Regions from separate parts of the Mus musculus genome. Here all the other regions are linked to region 1. A link is a loop called in an ENCODE intact Hi-C map of the cell type or tissue named here. Cell type or tissue: left cerebral cortex. All regions are shown on one strand. Links, peaks and the distances in the headings refer to the core of each region. The heading gives the core; the rest is flanking DNA.

Region 1 (5,167 bases), core at 1-4,000:
TAGCCTCGGCTCCCCTCACCGCCGGGCCCAGCATAACCCGGGAAGTGGGGGGAAGGCCGCTGCCCTTGGCCCTCCAGGCGTCAGCCTCGTTGCGGGACCGGCGGGAACGCTGTCTCCTGCGCCGTCCTCCCCGCAACTCCGGCAGCTTTGCACGCTCCGCAGGCGGCGACAGCAGGAAAATGGCGGCGGCCTCTGCCGGCCGGCGAGCCACAGGAGAACGCAGTCTGCAAACCCGGCAGTCCCCGAAACTGGACACCGTCGTCAATTCGGCCTGCCGCCGGTGGACAGGGGTCCCCTCTTCCCGCCGCGGTCGCCGGGGGGTCACGAGAGCCGCGTCAGACCTCCGATGGAGGCGGATGAGCACCAAAAAGGGGTTTCAGAGAGCCGCCGCCTCCATCTTTGAAATCCTCTTGAGGGCGGAGTAGAGGGGTGGACAGACACCGAGGACTGGGCGGGGCCCGAGAAAGGGGAGCCTCGGGGGCTTCTATGGGGTCTGCACTGTCCGCCGGGAGCGGTCGCGGGCCGGGACGAAGTCCATTTCCAAGCGGATGGACGTGGATTGTACTGGCGGCCCGCAGAGGCTCCGAGACGCTGGGTCAGTAGGCGCAATCCTCCAGCTCGTCCTAGAGGCTGCTCCACTCCAGCGCGAAATGGCGCCGCCGAGCCCCGCGCCAGCGCTTTATATATAGCCGGAGGGGCGGAGCTTCGCTGCTCATGCGCGCCACCCTGCTCGCGAGCTCCCCCGCCCCCTCCGCGCGTGCTCGCCCGCTCACGCGCCTGGAGAAGCAAAGGCGAGGGGGCAGGCCCGCCTCTTCGCGGGAGCCTTTCCTATTGGTCCGCTCGAAGGATGACGTCACAAACTCCAGTTCCAAGGCGTCGATTATCGGCAGCAGAGTGCCGCAGAGAGCCAAGGCGAAAAGGCACCCCGCCATGTCTCCGAGCCAATTGGCTGCGCCGTGGCTTGGCGAACCCTGGGAGAGATGGAGGCCGAACGGCGTGTAGGCGCCATCTCCCCGGGGCCTGCAACACGCTGTCCCCACCTCCAGGTCTGACGGAGCCTTCCCGGGCTTGCACACACCGAATTTCTGCCGGTCGCCCGCGGCAGGCTGGTCGCGCCATTTGCAGCTTTTCCATTGGCGGCGCGGGCGGGGCGCAGAGTGGGACGGGTCGCGCGGGCGGGGCGGGCGAAAGGTTCTTGGCTGCGAGGCCGCCGCAGTGGAGAATCTGAAACAAGGAAGACAGACGCCATCTTAGAAGTCGCGGCCTGCTTCTCGGCTGAGCGCTCCACAGTAACCCCGCGACGCGATCTAACGTCCCCTGATCCAACACATGACCGGAGCGTTCCAAGACTAACCTCGTCTTCCCCGAACCAAAGTAATCAGATAGCAAAGGCCACGCTCTGCCCTAAAATCCTCAGCTCTAAAGATGCGAGGCCACCCCGAGTGTTTACTGTCTAGCCAGCCCCGGGGGCTCATACCCTGCCCGCCCGCCCGCATTTGCAGATTCTCGCGCACTTACCCGCCTTAGGAACGCACAAGGCGTCCACATGCCCTAAAAGCCGATCTCGGCAAACTTTCCCGGCGTCAGGGTGAGGAGAGCGGGCGCAGCGCACGGCTCCTTGGCCCCATCTCGCCCCAGCGTGGGCGAGCTGACGCCCCCCGCCCCCATCGGGCTGGGAGTCCTCCCCACGGAGCGCCTCTTCCATCGGTCAGCGCCAGGGAGGAGGGCGAGCCGAGGAGGCGGCGGCGGCGCTGCTCTGCAGCCCTCCTCCCTCCCCTCCCCCCCGCAGCCGGACGCCTCCGAGGAGGGGCAGGAGCCATTTTGGGAGCTGTCTCGCCCCCTCCCCCTCCCCTACGCTGTCTTGGGACTCGAAACAAGACTTAAGTAGGAACCACCAGCCAGTTCTCAAGGTCAGATGGCAAAAGCAACTCTGGGGTAGCCCCTCGCGCGAAAGTAAAAGCGTCTATCCCCCCAGAACACACCTCTCGCTCCCAAACTCCCCTTTCCCTGGCTGGGAAGACAGGTGTGCACGTCTGGGCAAGTAAATTAACGTTGGTGAGGGGCTGTAAGGCGGGCTCACCATTCCCCAATTATAGCCCCAACTGGCCTAGGTCCTAGAACTGCAACCAGGCGACCCTCCCTCCACATGAGCCCTCGACCTCGAACCTCGGTCACTGCACTTAACATGGCGGCCAAGCTCCCGTCTTCTGGACCGCAAGATAAGCGCAGACCCCGCAAGGGGTAAGTGCGCCTTGGAAGCAGAGACCCTGCACTCCCCGCCGGGAACCAGGCCCGGGTCGCCCGAGTGCGCGCGGCCCCGCCCGGGTGGCTGCGGCGAGCAGGGCAATGACACAGCAACTTTAGAGGCCTCTCCCCTCCCCCTGGCGGCCCGGCCTCCAAACTGGATTTTCCGCACCTGGGCCTGGCGGGTCCGGGCCGAAGCCCGACGGGGGTGGGGTGGGGGTGGGGAGAGAACTCGGGGAGCGGGGAAACTGCTGGGCCTTAGAGAGAAAGGGTAGCCAGACGACGCTCCCGTTTCCCTGCATTCCGGAAAATCACTGCGCCCCAGTCATTCCCAGCCCTCCCTGCCCCCACATGAGTCACAGGGGAGGCTGCTGCTACTTAGTAATTTGGAAAAGTAACTCTTTCCTCCTTTCCGTTCCCTCCCCCGCAGCACACAAGGAGGCAACTGTTCCAGGCAGGGGGAGGGGAGGAGGGCGGCAGTAGAGCATGCCACCCGGAGAAACCCTAGACCTCGGAGACTGGGAGGCTCGGACCACGCTGGCTCTCCCCTCCCAGCACCCACCTCAGGCCAGGACTGCGCTCGCAGGCGGCCCCCAGGCTCTGGGCCGGTGAGCCCTCCCCACCCTGGGGCAGAGACAAACAGCTAAGAGCCCGGAGGGGATGCGCAGCTGGGAACAGCAGGCCCCACAGGCCGCGTCCTCGTGAAAAGCACACAAACTCGACCGAGCCTCCATCACGCCATGTGACGATGGCGAGCCTGCTACCCTTGACACAAAGGGAGCTTAGGGAGTCCCTGGGGAGGCAGGGAGTCGGCGCCAGGGAACCACACCAGTTCACCTCCAGAGCTGCCAACTCCTAAGCTCTCGCATCCCACGACCAACACTCACACTCAGCCTACGGGGTCGCCCTCCCCTCGCCCGCCCAAAACATCCCATCTCACCTGGCTCCCGATTCCTGTCCCCCCCCCCCCCCCCGGTGACGGGTGCATGGGGCACAAGCCACCCTCGCCCCTTTGCCCTCCGATGGGTATGTAGGCACGAGGTTGGCCATTCCCCTCCCCCACACAGTGGCCCTCTTGCGCTGGCCCCAGTCCACACTCCCATTGGCTGTCAGGTGTTTGAAAGACAAGTCTTTCCCCCTTGGGATTTTTCTCCTGAACCCCAAGAATTCTTCCCACTCCCCACCTTTACTTATGCATTTAAATGACCGATGGCGTCCCCGCCCCAGGGGCCCCTGCTCACCTGGATCCAGGAGCCACGGGGGGGCCCTCGAAAGTCGCCCTCAGCCCGGCTGGGGGGGGAGCAAGGAATCCGGGGTGTCAACCCCCCCGGAAGCCGAGAAGGCGTTGGGGGAGGGGGCGTAGCCCCCAGCCCCTCCCTTCCCTAGCCGCTGGGGGTGGGGGGAAAAGCATCGGGGCCGCGCGGCCACGTCAGCAGCGCTCCGACTGGCTGGGGCGGGTCACGTGTCCGCCCCCCCTACGGCCACGAGGGCGAGGTTTCCGAACACTGCGGAGGGTCGTGAACGGGGTCACAGGGACTGCAAGGCCCAGACCTGTGTCCCGAGACCCCAGACCTCGCTAAGGCTGTTGCCTCGCCAGGTCCCCGGCCTCCCTTGCGCCTGTGGTCGCCCCCGTCCCCCCCACTCGCCTCTCGGTACGAGTTCAGCATGGCTGCCGCAGCCCCACGAAACACATAGCGCATGCGCAAGGGTGTGCCTGGTCTGGGGGGAGGGGAGGCACGGGTCGCGGGGAGAGCCGCGGTGCGCAGGCTCAGTGCGCCCCGAGCCTCGGGGCCACCTCGTTGAGCGATGGGTGTGGCGGGAGCGCGCGGGCCTGCGCCCCGGTGGCCTCCCCCCCCTCCCCACCGCGGCGGGGGGAATAGGTTCTTCCGGCTCCGGTCTGAGGCGTTGCCTGGCACTTTCTGGCCAGAATCCGCGGGGCCCCATGCTGTGGTCCCAGGAGGCACGCGGGTCCTGGCTGCAGCAGCGGGACTGCAGGGCGAGCCTCCCTGGAACGGTGGGGGTCCGCTTGGATGTTGCACGCTCGATTTGACGTTTTAATCGGGAGGAGTTGTGGGGTTCCTCGAATTTCTTAAACTGTTTCTTTTTTTTTTCCTCTATGAGACTTGAAAATACCCGAATCCTGCCTTCGAAGTATACCACCCGTGTTTCTTTCTCTGATCGTGTACAGGTAGACCATTTATTAACATAGAGTTCTACTTCGTCATTTCTGCTCGTTTTGATCATGATTCTTTCCTGACATTGTCTATACTCTGTTTCTGTTTCTGTGACCTGCCTTACTAGTTTGTTTCTCAGTCTTGAATTCATCCTACTAAAGTTTAGGGTGACAACTTAAAAACAATGCAGTTGACTTAAAGTGCGAAGCTCGCGCTTATCTCTGTTGTCTTTTGTCTTTGAAGGTATGGTCTGGATTTACACTCTGCACCAGCAGCCCACCTGTATTTTCCGTGTGTAGAACAGGGCATGTCTCTTATTTTATCGGGGCTTCTCAGTTGAAGGAAATTGCTTTTGACTTGGTCACCTTTCTCTGTTAACCTAAGTAACTTCCTGTCCATTTTGCTCTCTTAGCCAAAAAGAAAACCCTATTCAGTACCTACCCTGTCTCTAAGTAGCCAAAAAGAAAACCCTATTCAGTACCTACCCTGTCTCTAAGTACTCCGTGGCTTTCTCAACTTCCTTGCACAGCAGGACTTGGACTTACAAGACTCTCCCTGCTTGTCTCCTCCCAGTTCTCTTATTTCCCACTTCATGCAGCCCCAGAGTGTGACCTCACCACCCTACTTAGCAGGACCTCCCAGCTGCCCACCCCAGAGTCCACTTCTGATTTCTCCCTGACATTGCCCATGCATGTCATGTTCCCAACCCCCAGTCTCCCTTTTGTACATTTGGGTAGCTGGTTCCTGCT
Region 2 (5,167 bases), core at 541-4,540, 470 kb after region 1:
ACCCTGTTTGGCAGGGGTAACCAGAGATGGAAGACCCGGCTAAAATTGCTGTATTTACCACCCACTTTCCCTGGGGACTGGACTTGGGACAAGTACTCTAACCATGAAGATAAGCAAGGTAGGGTGGACACAACTCCCGAGGACAGTTAAAGAGTCTCTATCCTGAGCTGTCAAGCTACTAAACAGGGTGTGAGGGCTGCGGCCTGCCCCTGCCTAGTGAGAAAAAAAGGGAAGAGTAAGACAATTGTCCAGCACTAGCAGTCTCAGGCCCCAAGGCAGAGGGGCCCAGAGGCGGTGAAGCGACTCTTACCCCGCCCCCACCCTGCTGCTGAGTCTGTCTGATGTTTTGGTTGTATGAATAAACATAATTCCCCTCTGGACTGAAGACTGGTATCTGGGGGTGTGTGTGGGGGGGTGCAAGGTGGGTAGGTGAGGCCTGGGGCAGCCGCTCTCAGCGATCTGGCCAGAGGCCAGCTCCCCTCCCTGGCTGGTTAATTACTGGCTCATTAAGCAGCGGCTGGAGACCTCCCTAATCATCTCCCCCAGCCCCCAGTCTCCCGGTTTTAATTAAGTCGAACAAGGAGGGGAGTCATTAGAACAAGAAATATGAACCGAGCTGTCGGAGAACATTCCAGAGGCCGGAGTCCGCACCACCCGACCATGGCCTCGGAACCCAGGTGGCCGAGACACCCACCCCAGCGCCCTTTCGGCCAGCGCCGAGGCCAACCCAGTCTCTCCCCGGCCGCCCGGCCGCTCCCCGCCTCCACCCGCCGCCGCCGCCGCCGCCTGGCCTGCGTCTCCCCGCCCCCGGCTCCTCCCCGTTCCTCCTCTCCTCCCCTCCTCTTCCTCCCGCTCCCCTCCCCCAGCCGCCTCCCTCGTTCCCCCTTCTCCCTCCTCCCTCCTCTCGCACACACACCCCCGCTTGGGCCTCCTCTCTCTCTCTCTCTCTCTCCGGCTCCATTTTCTCCGCCGCCGGGGGCCGGGGTCTCCTGTGGGGGTGCCCAGGCGGCACCCCGGGTCTCCCCTTCAGTGCCGGGGTGAACCCCCGAGGGGAGCCGGGAGGCGGGTTGCCGGGCGGGGTTGGGGCGGAGGGAGCAGCGGCCCCAGCGAGTTTGGGGGGGAAGTCACCCGGCGGGGGGAGGGGCGAGCAGGGAGGGGGCCTCAGGCCCCCCCCCAGCTATGGACGAGCGGCTGCTGGGGCCGCCTCCTCCGGGCGGGGGCCGTGGGGGTCTGGGGCTGGTAGGTGCGGAGCCCGGGGGCCCTGGCGAGCCTCCCGGTGGCGGAGACCCCGGTGGGGGAAGTGGGGGGGTCCCGGGAGGCCGAGGGAAGCAAGACATCGGGGACATTCTGCAACAGATAATGACCATCACGGACCAGAGCCTGGACGAGGCCCAGGCCAAGTGAGTGCCCCCACCCCGGGACCCCGCTCACAGCTCTGAGTCCTCTGCAAGCCCCCCTCCCCCAGGGCCCTCTCTGGATCTTGCAACTCTTTTCTTTCCTTAGTTCTAGTGTTCTCTCAAAGCTTGCTTTGCCCCTAGGCCCTAAAGCCTCCTCCACAGAGCGAACCCCAGGTGGTCTCACTCCCTCCTAACCTTTTGCTGACCCCTACAGTCAACTCTGGCCCATCTCTTGGCTCCCAGACTTAGAAACTGTTCTCAGCCAAAGCTGTCTTCCCTAACTATCCGGCTAGCCCACCCCATTCTCCGCGTACGGATCCAGGATCTCCACACATTCCCTTCCACGGAGGTCGGGGCCTCCAAGAGTCCTCAACAGCCTTCCCCCTGCTCAGCCCACACATTCTGTACTGAACTCCCAGGTAGCAGGGCACCCCCCCCCCCACCTTTCTCAGGCCCCCTACCGCCTCACACTGACAGCCTCCGGTTCTCTACTCCACAACCTACCTAGTCACCTTTATTTCTTCAGTCATCTCTAGATCCTTGCTCCATCTTTTTGCTTGAACCATCCCTCTTAGCCTCAGCCCGCCCATAGTGACTTTAGCCCCACTGCCTGCATCTTCTGCTTCCTGTGACCCTGCCGCTTCCCGAAGCTATGGCAGCTGATCTCAACTATCCCTCGGACTCCACTCTACCCCGATTCCCACTTAACCCCCTCGCAGATTATGCCCCCACCTTGCACCCTGGCACCCCTCTCGTCTTTCTCCTGCCTGAACCCTTTCTCTCCTCCCGTTCCTCCTAAGGAAACATGCCCTAAACTGTCACCGAATGAAACCTGCCCTGTTTAGTGTCCTGTGTGAAATCAAGGAGAAAACTGGTACGTAGGTGCCCCTCTGATGCTCACTTCTGGGAGCAAGACTCTGCCTTAGGGCTTAGAGTTTGACAACTTGAAGCCTTGAGGAAATTGAGAGCCACGGAGGTTGCATGAAAGGAAGTGGGGAAGGGAAGCCCTGGAGCCCTGGGACCGAGGATGGAGCTTTGACCGGGGATGGGGGTGGGGGGTGAGGGGTTCCTTAAGTCTGTTTGCCTGCCTGCTAGGCCTTAGCATTCGGAGCTCCCAAGAGGAGGAGCCCGTGGACCCACAGCTGATGCGCCTGGACAACATGCTTCTGGCAGAAGGTGTGGCTGGACCCGAGAAAGGGGGCGGCTCCGCAGCAGCTGCTGCAGCTGCCGCAGCCTCCGGTGGTGGCGTATCCCCGGACAACTCCATCGAACACTCAGACTATCGCAGCAAGCTTGCCCAGATCCGCCACATCTACCACTCAGAGCTGGAGAAGTATGAGCAGGTGAGGAGAGGCAAGCGAGCCGGTGAGGTGGACCAGAGAGTAAAAAGGACCCCCCCCCCCCGACCTCTGACTCTAGAAGCCCCAAGCCACAGGGCCTCCTCAACGGCCTCCTTGCTCCCATAGGCATGCAATGAGTTCACAACTCACGTCATGAACCTGCTGAGGGAGCAGAGCCGCACTCGCCCGGTCGCCCCCAAGGAGATGGAGCGCATGGTTAGCATCATCCATCGAAAGTTCAGCGCCATTCAGATGCAGCTGAAGCAAAGCACCTGTGAGGCCGTCATGATCCTGCGTTCTCGCTTCCTGGATGCCAGGTCGGGCTCAGGAACCCTGTCCCGTCCCGTTCCCCCTCCCCCCCCCCCCCCCCGGAACCACTCCAAGACCCCTGGGCTGCCCCATTATCCAGAAGGGTGCTATGATGATATGATGATGCTGGAGTTTCTGACATGCTCGGTGCTTCTCTGCAGACGGAAACGCCGGAACTTCAGCAAACAGGCCACTGAGGTCCTGAATGAGTATTTCTACTCCCACCTGAGCAACCCTTACCCTAGTGAGGAGGCCAAAGAGGAGCTTGCCAAGAAGTGTGGCATCACCGTCTCTCAGGTACTCCGGGGGTTCTCAGATGTTACTAAGAGAGGGGTCCCCAAGACAAGGTTCCACTTGACCCTCTCTGCCCGACACTGCAGGTTTCCAACTGGTTCGGTAACAAGCGAATTCGCTACAAGAAGAATATTGGGAAGTTCCAAGAGGAGGCGAACATCTATGCTGTGAAGACAGCCGTGTCAGTTGCCCAGGGGGGCCACAGCCGCACCAGCTCTCCAACGCCCCCTTCCTCTGCAGGTGGAGCCCACCGCCACGCTGGCTGGCTGACTTGAGTGTTTCTTGCCTTTGCTTCCACTTGTGTCTGTGCAGGATGATAGCAAGGAGGACTTTGGGGTGGGGTGGGGGAAGACCAGGCTAAGATGGGGTGGCAATGTCAAGGGGTAGCCTGTTGTGAGGGAGGGCCTGCTGTTCTGTGGATAATCTTCATATACTCCGAGTCTAGTCCCAGAGAGTGAGCTTTCTGGAAGCTCAGGGTTGGGTTTCCCTCCTGTCCCCCATCAGAGGGCCCTGTGCTTTTTCTGATTCTCTCTCTCTCTGCCCTCGAAAGGCTCTGGCGGCTCTTTCAATCTCTCAGGATCCGGAGACATGTTTCTGGGGATGCCCGGGCTCAATGGCGATTCCTACCCTGCTTCCCAGGTCAGAAGGCCCAGCTCCTCTCTTCTCTTTCATTGCTGCGTGCATGATGGGGAGGGCGGGCGGGTATATGTGCGACTGCACACGTCAGCGTCACAGGGCAGCTCTGCGGTAGTTCTCCCATCTTTAGGTGGGTTCTGGGGATCGAGCTCAGATCAGGAGGCGTTACCTGACAGACTCCTTTCTCTGCTGAGCTGTGCGTGCCCTGCCCCACCCCCAAACACACAAGAACCCTCTGAGGCATCCCGTGTGTCATGCCTTTCTTTGTAACCTGCAGGTGGAATCACTCCGACACTCGATGGGGCCGGGGAGCTACGGGGATAACATTGGGGGAGGTCAGATATACAGTCCTCGAGAAATTCGGGTGAGTGGGTCAAAGGGCCTTGCTGCCTCCAGCTTTGGGTTCTCACCGGGGTGGGAGTGTGACCCCCACACTGGGATTTCCCATTCTGACTCTCATTCTCTTTTACCAGGCCAATGGTGGCTGGCAGGAGGCTGTGACCCCGTCCTCGGTGACATCCCCGACAGAGGGACCAGGAAGTGTTCACTCTGACACCTCCAACTGACCTTGCCCCTCAAGGTCGCGGGGCTAGGGGCTTCCACCAGGCAACTCTTAAGGACTCTGGGCATCTAGAGGACAAACCCCACAGAAGCACAAAACAGAGGGCGATTGGGGTTGTGCCCTCCCCGACCAGACGCTTGGTGCTGGGGTGCTGACAACATGGCAGGGAGAGTGGGGTGTCCCCATTTCTTCTTTCTTTTTTTCGTCTCACCTCTCACCAAAACCAGATACCTATTTCTCAGATGTCTCTCTTAAATCTACAACCTAACACCAGTTGTGTTTGTCTTGGACTCCTCCTACTTCTGTTCCCCACCCCACTTATATACTCTGGAATCTGGAGATGTCAGCCCTGCCCGACCCAGAGATGCCAAAAATGGGGACTCTTGGACAGAGGCCCTGGGCCAACACCCCCTCCCCCATGCACCCCCACCTCCTGCCCCTCCAGACGGCTTTATTACCTCATACGCAGCTCATCTTAAACCAATAGAACCGCTCGGTGGACAAGAGTGTCTGACTCGGATATCTACCTCGGAGGGAGTTTCTGCTACTTTAGAAAACTGTTGACTAGGCTTTGGAGTTGGACTTTTTGTTTTGTTTGTTTGTTTTTTAAGAAAAGAAACCCTGAATCT
Region 3 (5,167 bases), core at 380-4,379, 470 kb after region 1:
GTCTCCCTTCCTGTTTCCCTGAGAACTTTGTACTAACCTCTGGCATAGCTCTACAACCAACCTTGGGTTACCACTATATGATAGGAAACTATCATATTATAACATATCCTATGAGCTCTCTTCGAAGCATGTTAACCATTAACATATTTAACTACAGGAGACAGGAGGAAACTGAGGCAGGCTACTCCACTAACCCGAGCTACTCCACTGGCCCATTCTTAACAAGAATGGGCCCCTTTTGTGACTGTCTCTCTCTTACCAGGGCCCTCTGCCAACCAGCTTCCCTGGCCCATTCTATGTTCACCAGTGGTTGGGGTGCTTCTCCTGGCCCTTGGGGCCCTTCTCGTCCTCCAGCTCATTCGGCGACGGCGACGAGAACATGGGGCCCTGTGGCTGCCCCCTGGTTTCATTCGAAGGCCTCAGACACAGCAGGCACCCCACCGGCGGAGGCCCCCACTGGGCGAGGACAACATTGGTCTTAAGTGAGACTTTTTTAAGGGTCTGGGATTCGGGGGAGTGTCCAAAGTGCTAAGCACTACTCCTGCAGAAGTGGAAGGGTCAGTCGGAAGGCTTCTGGAAGCGTGGGAGATGCTGGCTGGCCTTAGCCTATCTACCTACTCACCCCATCCAGGGCACTGAAGCCAGAGGCCGAAGTGGATGAGGATGGAGTGGCCATGTGCTCGGGCCCTGAAGAGGGAGAGGTAGGCCAGGTGAAACCTCGTGTGTGTGTGTGTGTGTGTGTGTGTGTGTGTGTGTGTGTGTGTGTGTAGGGGGATGGTACAGAGGAGACAGTGGCAAGGTCAACTCAATGACCTTCGCTTGTCCTTGCTCTTGCCCCAAGGCTGAAGAAACAGCCTCAGCCTCCAGGTGCCAGCTTTGGCCGCTCAACAGCGGCTGTGGAGAGCTCCCCCAGGCAGCCATGCTGACCCCTCCTCAGGAGTGTGAATCGGAGGTTCTGGATGTGGACACCTGTGGACCTGGTACACAACCAACCTAGACCAAGTGGAGGTGGGGGGGGGCGCGGCGGGGGGGATCCTACTCTTGACCCTTTTAGAAACAAAGGCCATTAGTATCCAAACTAGAGCCTTCAGAGAGAGTGGTAGCTCTCAGAGAAAGGGCCCCAGAGAGCGCAGCACCATCTAGGGACGTGCCAGGAATACAAACTCAGACTTGGCAAGCTGAGGTACAGAGCAATGGGAACAGCCCTCTAGATCAGGCCAACTCAGGCTCATGCCTCAGACGCTCTGAGAACTAAAGCCTCCCTGATGAGAAAACTGGGCCTCAGAGAGGTTGATGAAGACACTAAATCTAGTCGATCGGTGGTGGTGCACACCTTTGATTCAGACACTCAGGAGGCAGATGTAGGCAGATCTCCGAGTTCGAAGCCAGCATCGTCTAGAGATCAAGTCCCAGGACAGGCAGCACTACACAGAAAACCCCGTCTTTAAACAAAACAAAACACTAAATCAAGAACCAACACTTGACTGGCAACAGTGGCACACACCTTTAATCCTATCAGGAAGGTTTTAGTCCTAGCAGGAAAGCAGCAGAGGCAGGTGGATCTCTATGAGTTCTAGACCACCCTGGTGAGTTCCAGGACAGTCAGAGCTATATAGTGAGAATCTGTCGCAAGCACCCCTTTACTCCATCACCCTAAAAAGGCAGAGCTTGGCTAAGATGGCTGCAATTCTCCCAGGGGCATGCTATCATTCTCTTATCCCTTTGATCGGCCCTAGTACTCATTCTCATCCGCAGATGGGGTGACACCCCTGATGTCAGCCGTCTTCTGTGGGGGAGTGCAGTCCACGACTGGGGCTAGTCCACAGAGACTGGGGCTAGGAAATCTGGAACCCTGGGAACCACTGCTGGATAGAGGGGCCTGCCCCCAGGCTCACACTGTGGGCACTGGAGAGACGCCTCTGCACCTAGCTGCCAGATTCTCTCGGCCAACCGCTGCCCGCCGCCTCCTTGAGGCTGGAGCCAACCCCAACCAGCCAGACCGCGCTGGGCGCACCCCACTTCACACTGCTGTGGCTGCCGACGCTCGGGAGGTTTGCCAGGTCGGCACATATCGGGGTCTCTAAAGGAAGTAGGAGTACGCTTACATATAAAACAGAGAGGTCTTCTCTGGGGTTTGACAAAGAGGAAACAGACTGGAGACCTGAAGGTGGCAGGTAGCGACTGGCTTCGGAGCTGATGGGCCTATAACCCCAGCACTGGGGAGGTGGGGGTAGATAGATCTCTATGTGTCCCAGACTAGCCTGGGCTGCGTAAGAAGACATTGTCTCAAAACAAAGACAGGCAACAAAAGCGTGAGGGAGCCTGACCTAGAAGCCCAGGGTACCCTAGGGGTCACAGGACCTTTCTGTCTCCCTAGCTCCTATTGGCCAGCAGACAGACTACGGTGGACGCCCGCACAGAGGACGGGACTACACCTTTGATGCTGGCTGCCAGGCTGGCCGTGGAGGACCTGGTTGAAGAATTGATCGCAGCCCGAGCAGATGTAGGAGCCAGGGATAAAAGGGGTATGCATGGAGCCGCTGTGTTATTGGAATGTTGGGGAGAGCGGTAAGGAGGTGAAGTTCAAAATACAGGCGCAGTGGGGACAGACTAGAGGCTCTTATGCTGTGGCAGGATGGAGAGCGAGTTTCCCCATCACTGTTAAGTACACATCTTGTCTCAGTCCATGATACGGGAATGGAAGAAGTACCGGCGGGAACCGTAATGGGGATACCGGGGTCCCACCGATCCAGAACAATACCCATTGTCCTGCCCGCGCGCCCATGACGTCACCAGGGCAACACTTGCAGCCGACTGTCGGTTGCCAGGGCAACGCTTCCCGCCTCTGAAGAATCCAAGTAGCTCTCCCTTCCTCCCCCCACCACCAAGGCCAGAACCCGTGGGAAACTAAAAGGTAGGAGTCTGACCCCCAACTGCGGGGTAACCAGCTCCCACGTGGTACCCTAGGAAAAACTGCACTGCACTGGGCCGCTGCTGTGAACAACGCCCGAGCCGCCCGCTCTCTCCTCCAGGCTGGAGCGGATAAAGATGCCCAGGACAGTAGGGTGAGCCACGTCGCAGCCCCCACTGAACAAGCCAAAAGCAGGGGAATCCAACAGGCTCCAAGGGGGCGGGGCCCAGTGTCTGACGGGAGGGCACAGACTCCCGGGGGGCGGGGACTCCCTAACAGTCCCTGCCCCCGGGCTTTCGGGTCTCCTCCGCAGGAACAGACGCCGCTTTTCCTGGCAGCGCGCGAAGGAGCCGTGGAGGTGGCGCAGCTGTTGCTGGAGCTCGGGGCGGCCCGGGGACTGCGAGACCAGGCCGGGCTGGCCCCAGGAGATGTGGCCCGCCAGCGCAGTCACTGGGACCTGCTAACGCTGCTGGAAGGGGCTGGACCGACTACGCAGGAGGCCCGTGCGCACGCACGCACCACGCCGGGGGGCGGGGCCGCGCCGCGCTGCCGGACGCTGTCTGCGGGAGCGCGCCCGCGCGGGGGCGGAGCCTGTCTGCAGGCTCGCACTTGGTCGGTGGACTTGGGAGCGCGCGGAGGGAAGGTGTATGCTCGCTGCCGGAGCCGATCTGGAAGCTGCGGAGGCCCCACCACGCGCGGCCGCAGGTTCTCCGCGGGCTCCCGTGGACGACGCGGGGCTAGGGCATCACAGGATGACTGGCCTCGCGACTGGGTGGCCCTGGAAGCCTGCGGCTCCGCCTGCAGTGCGCCGATCCCGCCTCCCAGCCTGACCCCGTCCCCAGAACGTGGATCCCCTCAAGTTGCCTGGGGTCTTCCAGTTCACCAAGAGATTCCCTTAAACTCGGTTGTAAGAAATCTGAACTAGGCAGCTGCGTGGAAGGAAGGAAGCGACACGTACGAGTCTGGAAGACTCCGGACTTTTAAGGCCAAAATAACCGTTAAGCTCACTTGTCTCCCCCATAGAGTATGCACAGCAATGGGAAGAGGGTTTAGGATGTCCGGTTGAGATAGACCGTGATTTTCCTGGAAAATAGGGCAGCTTCAAGAGGACAAAGTTGATTTCGAGAATCCCTAAACTCTGGAACCAAGAACTGTGGGCGAATTGGGTGTAAAATGTTTCTTGTGTATGGTTTCCCAAAAGGAGCCTCTGCTATCTACTGCCCACAAGTAGCTGGCAACTATTTATTAAGCACCTACGATGTGCCGGGTGTTGTGTAGATGAACAGTAAGTAACCAGTGGCCCATCCAGCTGATGACTCCTTGCCCTCTCTCTGCCTCCCCACAAGGACACTGGTGCAGGGATGAGGCCATGTTCTCCAGTCACTGCTATCTCCGAGAACCCCAAACTCATGGATAATAAAGCTAATTTGAAGTGCTACTTTATCTTCTGAGGGACTAAAGGGTGAGATGGAAAAAGTGCATAGTGTTTGGGAAATTCAATACTCCAGAATCATTCATATAGTGAGGGGTTAAATATAAATTAAAGGCAAACCGACAATCTGGGAATTCCAGTTCATCTGGGATATCACTGAAAGTGAGAATCTCCAATAGTTTTCAAATATACAAGGTGATAACTGTGTCCCTCATCTAAGACCATTTAGCTATAACAAAGATCCCTAAGGGCTCAAAGACAGGAGGGTCTCGAACTGCTCATACTTCATTAGGCTTTACCCCAATGCTGATAAACCAGGAGGCATTCTGGAAGATTATCCACCATTTGAAGGGCATTCACCATGTGCCAAAGTGCCTCCTTACCAGTAAGCCTTAGTAATGCTGTGAGGTAAATGACACGCAGTTGAGGTGCCTATTTAACGTACCAGAGCTAGCTCACTTGGCCTCCAGGTTCTCCCAGCAACCCCCAGTCCCTACCTGCTACAGGATATGGCTATCATACCCTGCCCCCTACCCCTGCCCTGAACTTTCCAGACAGCCTGAACTGCCCTTCCCCCAGAGGCTCTCTACCCTATATAATCCAGACATCTTGGTTACCTATTCCCTCTCTCTGTGCTCTCTCTCTCTCTCTTTCTACCTCCCTCCCTCCCGCCCCCTCCCTCTCTGCCTCTTACACTTTTATATGCTTGTTTTTTATACTTTTAATTTGGCCTGAATTGGCTCATTATATCAGCAGAGAAACCTATTACAGCCCACCTTACCCTTTCACACTTTGAGGCTCTCTTCATACGATTTCATGCTCCG

Evidence for each region. A loop is a pair of places that touch in the nucleus more often than their neighbours do. Peaks named below come from ENCODE experiments on the same cell type or tissue, not always from the same donor. Only the 100,000 strongest peaks of a DNase experiment are listed, where the experiment ranks them.
Region 2: it touches region 1 in a loop (7-fold over the local background); 9 of 42 quality-filtered maps call a loop at or near these places.
Region 3: a loop joins it to region 1, with 12 times the contacts of the local background. A loop is called at or near these places in 5 of 42 quality-filtered maps.

Annotation. Positions count from the first base shown.
Region 1 is chr17:34,118,677-34,123,843 of GRCm38, forward strand. It overlaps Brd2 (bromodomain containing 2), which reads right to left and starts at 3,931. Exons shown (of 13, transcript NM_001204973.1): 1 at 3,486-3,931; 2 at 1-1,224. H2-DMa (histocompatibility 2, class II, locus DMa) reads left to right here and starts at 4,156. Exons shown (of 6, transcript NM_010386.4): 1 at 4,156-4,258. In left cerebral cortex, for the core only: a CTCF peak has its summit at 2,368 (motif pointing left); DNase peaks (open chromatin) are centred at 823, 1,811, 2,677, 2,920 and 3 more places; H3K4me3 peaks cover 3,875 bases; H3K27ac peaks cover 3,770 bases.
Region 2 is chr17:34,591,375-34,596,541 of GRCm38, forward strand. It overlaps Pbx2 (pre B cell leukemia homeobox 2), which reads left to right and starts at 885. Exons shown (of 9, transcript NM_017463.3): 1 at 885-1,400; 2 at 2,198-2,271; 3 at 2,493-2,740; 4 at 2,864-3,054; 5 at 3,208-3,343; 6 at 3,427-3,580; 7 at 3,891-3,979; 8 at 4,254-4,340; 9 at 4,450-5,167. The coding sequence starts at 1,180. The coding sequence ends at 4,542. It overlaps Gpsm3 (G-protein signalling modulator 3 (AGS3-like, C. elegans)), which reads left to right. Exons shown (of 4, transcript NM_134116.5): 4 at 1-380. In left cerebral cortex, for the core only: a CTCF peak has its summit at 2,620; DNase peaks (open chromatin) are centred at 807, 1,494, 1,715, 1,967 and 1 more place; H3K4me3 peaks cover 2,456 bases; H3K27ac peaks cover 1,817 bases.
Region 3 is chr17:34,584,150-34,589,316 of GRCm38, forward strand. It overlaps Notch4 (notch 4), which reads left to right. Exons shown (of 30, transcript NM_010929.2): 24 at 263-482; 25 at 632-701; 26 at 842-980; 27 at 1,756-2,060; 28 at 2,378-2,525; 29 at 2,968-3,065; 30 at 3,225-4,394. The coding sequence ends at 3,836. Among named protein-coding and RNA genes, the nearest start is that of Gpsm3, 3.1 kb to the right of the region's middle. In left cerebral cortex, for the core only: no CTCF peak of the experiment used is centred there; DNase peaks (open chromatin) are centred at 1,189, 2,012, 2,251, 2,842 and 2 more places; H3K4me3 peaks cover 1,900 bases; H3K27ac peaks cover 2,118 bases.